Linked DNA regions of Homo sapiens: all the other regions are linked to region 1. A link is a loop called in an ENCODE intact Hi-C map of the cell type or tissue named here. Cell type or tissue: heart left ventricle. All regions are shown on one strand.

Region 1 (2,500 bases):
CTTGGCCAGAAGACACAACTTCAGCTCCTGCCACTTGCTTTTTGCCGCAGCCATGGGTAACTGCTTGCAGTCCCCTGCAGGTGTGCTCTCACACTGCTGCGCCTTGGCACCTGCTCTTCCTCCGCTTGGAAGGCATGTGCACCTCCTTCTCTAAGCTACCTCTGACTTATTTTTCAAGACCATCTCCCAGGCGTCTTCCCTGGGCCTCTGAGCTGTGTTAGGAGCTCTTCCTCTCTGCTCCCATTTCCTTGTGCTTCTGTCTCTCCTGGCCCTCATCATCTGTATTTTAATGGCGTCTTTGCATATCTGTCTCTGTCTGTCTCCTTCTCTAGGCTGTGGGCTCCTGACAGTATGACCTAATTCATCTGTCAATCTTTGTTGTCAGGATAGGAAGAGACGACAAACTCTCCTTTAACAGAACCAAGCAGGGGTGCCTGTGCCTCCCTTTCTTCATTTGCTGGAAACGGCTCAGAAGCTTAGATCTTGTGCTCTGGCCTTCTCTAAGTCTCATTTGCCTCTTGAGGAAGGGTAGGTTGGTTTAAGGGGTCTTTCAAGTCTTGTGGTCTAAGAAACTGGGATATCAATTCTCACTCTTCCAGAGACAGACACAGGGATCCTGCGTGGGTCCAAGGACATAGATAAGAGGGGATTACTTAAATGGAAGATTCCAAGGAATTTTGAGGATTTCTTTTCTTTTCTTTTACATTTGGTGTTTGCAGAGCATCTACCAAGCGCATCCCAGAGCTACGCGTGACATAAGGTTGCACACAGCAGCTTTCTGAATTTTGTGTGATTGCTGCCTCCCCAGTCCAACTCCTGTCCCTCTCGCTGTTCGCTCCTGCCAGGATCTGCGGGACGGATGCGTTGGGCGAGGCTGGTCCCCAAATCTGTCGCTGCCACCAGTCCGCGTCCGCCGCCGAGCCGGCGGAGGTTGGCCGAGCGGGTCCTTAGCCCGGGCGCCCTCTGGCGGCCGCACGGGGAAGCTGCGGCCCGGTCGCGCCTGGCGAAGGGAAGGAGGAGGGATGGGGGAGGAGGAGGCGCGGGCAGGGGAGGGGAGGAAAAAGTTGCGCTGGGAAGTTTGGAAAGTTGGGAAGTGGCTGCTGCGGGCTTCGCCTCCCTCCGCGCGTGTGAGGGAGCGAACGAGGGAGCGAGAGAGGAGCGAGCGAGCGCCTGCCATGCCCATCAGACCCCGCCTCGCCGCGCCCGGGCGCGGAGCTAGCCCTGACTCCCTGCCGCCCGGCCCGTCCCGGCCCGGCCCGGCGCGGCCCCGGCCCCTCGCCCCCCCGCCCCCCGCGCCAGGTCCTCCCCTCCCCCGCCCCAGCGGCCCCAGCCCCCAGCCCGGCCCGGCTCCGCGCCGCTCTCCCGCCCTCCTCTCTCCCTCCCTCCCGGCCGCGGAGCAGCATGGCGGAGCCCGGGCAGCGGCCGCGCGGCCGCCCGCCGCCCCTCTGAGCCGGGCTCGGGGGCAGCCGGTCGCCCCAGAGCCGCCCCCCACCCCTGCCGCGCCTTCCGCCGCACTTGTCCCACTGCGCGCCTCCTGGAGCGCCGCGCACCCCTGGGACCCTTGCGTGCCCCGGGTGCCCAGCATAACCCCGGGACCCTTGCGCACCCCGGGTTCTCGGTTCTGCCCCAGGAACCCCGCGCGCCCCTGGACCGCGACGCAGCTCCGGGACCCCGCGCGCCCCCGGACCCCAACACGCCCTCAGCACCCGGGGGCTCGGCCAGCGAGGTTGAGCGCCCGGGGGAGGGGCCCAGCCCTAGAGGGTCTCCCTCTTCCAACAGACGGAGCCCGGCCCCAGAGAAACCCCCAGGTCCGACAGGGACAGTCAGCCACGCCCCAGAGGGCGCCCAGCATCCTGCGGCTGGAGCCCCGTGCTCCAGAGGAAACTCCGTGCCCAACTGGGGGCTCCCCGCCCCGCTGAGGGGCGCCGCCCAGGAGGGTCCCCCGCGCCCCGCGGGCCCTGGCAGGATGCACGCCGCCCTGGCGGGGCCGCTGCTCGCCGCCCTCCTCGCCACCGCTCGCGCCCGCCCGCAGCCCCCGGACGGAGGACAGTGCCGGCCGCCCGGATCGGTGAGCGAGCGCCTGCCCGGCCACTCTCCCGCCTGCCTGGGTATTCTAGTCCCGTGGGACCATGGTTTGGGTCCTGCTTCCGCACCCACCTTAGCCCGCCCGCTCCACCTCCACCCCCCGGGCGCAGCCTCGGGCGCCCTTCCTTCGCTCCTGCCTGTCCCGGCTCCAGCTCCCAGCCAGGAGCGAGAAGGGGCGCTCCCTCTCCGGTTCCTTCTCCACACGCTGCCGCTCTGGGGCTCTCCTCTTGACTTGTGGTCCTGCTTGGACGCCTCCTCTCTCTCTGCCCCTTTTTGTCTCTCCTTTCTCATATTTTTTCTGTCTTTACCCTTCTGGTCTCTCTGCCCGCTTCTGACTGTGTTTTTCTACCGTTCCTTGCCCTTCTCTTGACTTCCATCGAACCCTTTTGCTCTCCCATTCACACACTCTGCCCCC
Region 2 (2,500 bases), 260 kb after region 1:
ACAGATATGTGAATCATATAGGAGGAGATAAAAATATCAGCCTCAGTACTGGTGAATATAGATTGAAAAGGCTGCTTTGATGTATGGCCACAATCATACTTCCTAAAACTTATCCCAACACAAGTCCTTTGGGTGATGCACCCAGGTGAGCATTTGGGTCAGCAGAGCAAACATATTCCTGCAGAATCACTTCTATATGCCCACTGAACTACAATAATAGGAGCAAAGAGGGTACAAACTCTGGATAAACTCTAGAAGGCAGGCCAGACACTGCCCCAACATGCTTCCTACATGAAAGAAGGAGCAGAGCAGAACATGCCAAGCCTGCAGGCAATCCTCTCTCCCCGGTTCAGTCTTGGCTACCTTCAGATCTCACCTTTAGTACCTTCCACTGGGCAACCATCTCTGCAATCCTTCCTTCTCTACAAAACCAGGTCACTTCCTCATCACAGCCCTTCATAGGCCCCCTTTTCTTTCTTCAGGGTCCATCTCAAGTCTGCCACTACTGATTCACTGGGGGCTAATGGATGGCCATCACACTCACTTCTCATAAGCCACAGGACCTCAGGGAGGTGGCTGCTCAAGCGCCCTTTTATCCCCACCATCTGTCCCAGCGACAGGCACAAGATGGGGCTTGATCAATGCTTATATTAAGTAAATGAATGAATTTGATGATCCCTCAGTTTATTTTCTCTCTTCTGGACCAAGCACTGTCTGAGCCATTCACTTATTCCTGCCACCACCACCCCCACCCCCCCACCCATCTACGTGTGTGTGTGTGTGTGTGTGTGTGTGTGTGTCTCCTTCACTCCAGTCCACTATTCTTTCTTTACCTCTCTCCCTTCCTCGCTCCCACCCACAGATTCCTAACAGCTTTGCCAAAATTCCTCAGCCCAAAACTTTTGTGGCCACAGCGCCACCTAGAGTTCATCTATGAGATGGGCCAACCCCAGAGCCCTTGACCGCTGTCCAGCCTAGTGCGGCCCAACTCTGCCTTGGCCCCTCCACCTTATGTTCTGAGCACATCTCTGGGTCTTCACACTTCATTTTCCTGGATTCAATGTATTACCGTTTCTACAATTCCCTAAGTGCCTAGTGGAGACTTTAAAACAGAAAACTGCAGCAGGGCAGAGAGAGGGACAGATGTGGTTCAAAGTATTTCCCTCTAATGTTTGATCTACCTGTCTTTCCCTTCTTCTCTCCAGTTCTGTTTTTCTCTTCTCAACTTTAGCTAATAATTCCAATTGGTATTACAATACAGCAAATATTTCATGAGTAACAACAATATTTAAGACCCCATGCAAGGTATCAAGAGGAACTTACAGTTATGAGAGAAGGCATGTGAAAGGAAACAAGTATTTCTCTTATTCTCAGCTACTATTGCTTTTCTAAACCCACAGGCATTGTTCTGGCAGTTTGGACTGAATGCCTCAAAAACTGGTCTGGTAATTTCATCATGTGGGCAGAGGTTCATGAATAAGAAAGCACAATCCATCACTGCATGTAATGGCAAACATGTAGAAACAACCAACCTGCCCAACAGTAGAAGACTAAGTTATAGCACATCCACTTGCTTGAATAGTATGCCACTAAAATAATGCATGTAAGTGCTGTATAATAACGTGAGGACTTAGTTTTGAGCTAATTTGGGGGTAGGAAAACAGTTTACAACTTGTGTAGGAAGTATTATCTCAATTGTGTAAAATAAAAATACATGTGTGGAAAGATTATGAGAGAATAGTCTCAAATATTCTTAATGGTTGTTCTGCGGAATTCATTTTTTATTTTTCTTTATTCCCGAAAATGTAATGAGCTTGTGTTTCATTTACAATGAAAAATTAGAATAAACCTAAAAAATACTAGAATAATCTGAAAGAAAAGAAATATTTAAAAATATGAAATAAATCTGTATTAAGATGGTTCTTTCAGAGAATAAAACAGTGGTTACTACAGGTAGAGAAGGGAAGAGAGAATGGGAGACGCAGGTCAAAGCATATATAATAGCACATATGTAGGATGAACAAGTTGAGAGGCCTAAGGTACCACATGAAAACTAAAGCTAATACAATTGTATTGCATTAGTGGGGAAATGGTTCTCCAAATAGTCTATAAAGCTCATTATCAAACTGGGAAGTCTTTGGACTTTTTCTACTCTGGGGATAGAGAGTTTCGAGGTCTTCTGAGACCCACCAGATTCAAGGTCAAGAAGGAATCACAAATGTCTTCCCATTGCCCTGGGCTCAGCCAACATCTCCTCGGTACTTAGAAATGTGATTGGATCCCAGCGTTAGGGAACATATCTCAACCACTGGGCCTGCCACAGAGCATCACAGTCTACTGAGAGGAGCAAATCAAACACTGGGGACAATTGTGTGAAAGCTGTTACTGCAGGTGTGACTGCTCCTCCCCAACTCCCACCACTTTAAGATATGCCACAGCGACCACCCTGTGTGGTGGCTGTGCAATTACAGAGGAGCAGGGGCTGAGGCCATGTCTCCTC
Region 3 (2,500 bases), 260 kb after region 1:
CTGGAGAAACCAGTTTGGGTCTGCTTCTAAAACCACCATCACCACCACCACTTCCACCAACACGACCACCACCATCACCTCCATCACCATCACCATCACTGCCACCACCCCCGTCATGGCCACCACCACCAATATCACCATAATCACTGCCACCACCATCACCACCTCCATCACCATCACCACCACCACCATCACCACCACCACCACCACCACCATCACCAACACAACTCCCGCTATCACCACTGCCACCACCATCACCATCACCACCACCACCACCACCACTACCACCACCACCACCACCATCACCACCATCACCATTATCACCACCACCACCATCACTACCACCACCACCACTTCTACCACCACCACCGCCACCATCACCACCGTCACCATTATCACCACCACCACCATCACTACCACCACCACCACCACCATCACCATCACCACCATCACTACCACCACCATCACTTCCACCAACATGGCCATCACCATCACCTCCATCACCATCACCATCACCATCACTGCCACCTCCCTGCCATCGCCACTGCCCCTACCATTGCCACCGCCACCACCATCACCACCACTGCCACCACCACCATCACCACCACTAACACCATCACCACTACCACTACCACCGCTTCCCTTTCTGTTGGTGCCATGGTGAGCCCTGCTTACACCACTGTAGCTAGCTCTGCTATCCCAGGAACTCATCATTTTACAGCCAGCAGTGCTCTCAGAACACATTCCTCTTGTGCATTACTTGTTCCTGATTTTGAGTCTGGGATAACACTTCTGATACATAAGCCTTGTCCTATGTTCATCCCCACTCCAGGCCAGCTGGGAAGACAGGTACTGTATTTATCTGGTACCTTCCTCATGTGTAATGTGAGACAGGCTCTGTTTCTCAGCAAGATTCATAGGTAGAGAATTCTCCAAAAATAGGGAGATGATGCAGTTACTGGGCAACCAAAAAGAATGACAGGTGCCTACTCCTACACCTCACACAAACTCCTCAAAAGAATTGTCTACACTAGCTACCTCTGTTTCATCTCCCATTCTCTTCCCCACTGCAATCCAGCTTATACGACCCCCATCACTCTCCCAAACATGGCTTGCTAAGGTCACCAACGGCCTCCCTTTCTCTTAACCTAACAGACACCTTCTTTTTTTTTGTTAAGCAGTATTTGGTAAATGTATTTGATTGATTTAACAAAAATAAACTATGTTCCTGTTCTAAAACTGAATCTAGTGAGGGAGACTTCTGTGACAATTTACAAGGTATGAGGGAGGCAGTAAGGGAAAGCTCATATACCATGCTAGTTTTTCTCCTAAGCTCCAAGTGCCTTTTCTTATAAACCAAAGTGCTCCCATCGGTTAATGGGAATTTTTTTAACTTTTATTTTAGGTTTGGGGGTACATGTGAAGGTTTGTTACACAGGTAAACACACGTCACAGGGGTCTGTTTTTACATATTATTTCATTACCCAGGTATTAAGACCAGTACCCAATAGTGACCTTTCCTGCTCCTCTCCCTCCTTCCAGCCTCCACCATCAAGTAGACCCCAGTGTCTATCGTTTCCTTCTTTGTGTCCACGGGTTCTTATAACTTAGCTCCCACTTATAAGTGACACCATGTGGTATTTGATATTCTGTTCCTGAGTTAGTTTGCTAAGGATAATAGCCTCCAGCTCCATCCATGTTCATGCAAAATACATAATCTCATTCTTTTTTATGGCTGCATAGTATTCCATGGTGTATATGTACCATGTTTTCTTTATCTTGTGCCATTGATGGGCATTTATGTTGATTCCATATCTTTGCTATTGTGAATACTGCTGCAATGAACACTCATGTGCATGTATCTTTATGGTAGAATGATTTATATTCCTCTGGGTATATACCCAGTAATGGAATTGCTAGGTCAAATGGTAGTTCTGCTTTTAGCTCTTTGAGGAATCATCATACTGCTTTCCACAATGGTTGAACTAATTTATACTCCCACCAACAGTGTATAAGTGTTCCCTTTTCTCCACAATCTCCCCAGTATCTGTTGTTTTTTTTTTTTACTTTAAATAGTAATAGCCATTCTGACTGGTGTGAGATGGTATCTCATTGTAGTTTTGATTTGCTTTTCTCTAATGATCAGTGATATTGTACTTTTTTTCATATGCTTGTTGGTCACATGTATGTCTTCTTTTGAAAAGTGTCTGTTCATGTCTTTTGCCCACTTTTTAATGGGTTTTTTTTTCTCTTGAAAATTTGTTTAAGTTCCTTATAGATGCTGGATATTAGACCTTGGTCAGATGCATAGTTTGCAAATGTTTTCTCCCATTCTGTAAGTAGTCTGTTTACTCTGTTGATAGTTTCCTTTTGCTGTGCAGGAGGTCTTAAGTTTAATTAGATCCCACTTGTCAATTTTTGCTTTAGTTGTGATTGCTTTTGATGTCTTTGTCATAAAATCTTTGCCTGCTCCTATGTCCAGGATGGTATTGCCTAAGTT

Evidence for each region. A loop is a pair of places that touch in the nucleus more often than their neighbours do. Peaks named below come from ENCODE experiments on the same cell type or tissue, not always from the same donor. Only the 100,000 strongest peaks of a DNase experiment are listed, where the experiment ranks them.
Region 2: it touches region 1 in a loop (7-fold over the local background); 27 of 110 quality-filtered maps call a loop at or near these places.
Region 3: it touches region 1 in a loop (5-fold over the local background); 29 of 110 quality-filtered maps call a loop at or near these places.

Annotation. Positions count from the first base shown.
Region 1 is chr1:47,996,256-47,998,755 of GRCh38, reverse strand. TRABD2B (TraB domain containing 2B) reads left to right here and starts at 1,371. Exons shown (of 7, transcript NM_001194986.2): 1 at 1,371-2,068. The coding sequence starts at 1,967. RefSeq lists an enhancer at 830-879. In heart left ventricle, CTCF peaks have their summits at 756 and 960 (motif pointing left); DNase peaks (open chromatin) are centred at 995 and 1,837; H3K4me3 peaks cover 1,803 bases; H3K27ac peaks cover 1,074 bases; H3K27me3 peaks cover 893 bases.
Region 2 is chr1:47,737,201-47,739,700 of GRCh38, reverse strand. No RefSeq gene overlaps it. Among named protein-coding and RNA genes, the nearest start is that of LINC01738, 50 kb to the right of the region's middle. In heart left ventricle, a CTCF peak has its summit at 940 (motif pointing left); a DNase peak (open chromatin) is centred at 970; H3K27me3 peaks cover 1,597 bases.
Region 3 is chr1:47,741,155-47,743,654 of GRCh38, reverse strand. No RefSeq gene overlaps it. Among named protein-coding and RNA genes, the nearest start is that of LINC01738, 54 kb to the right of the region's middle. In heart left ventricle, no CTCF peak of the experiment used is centred here; no DNase peak of the experiment used is centred here.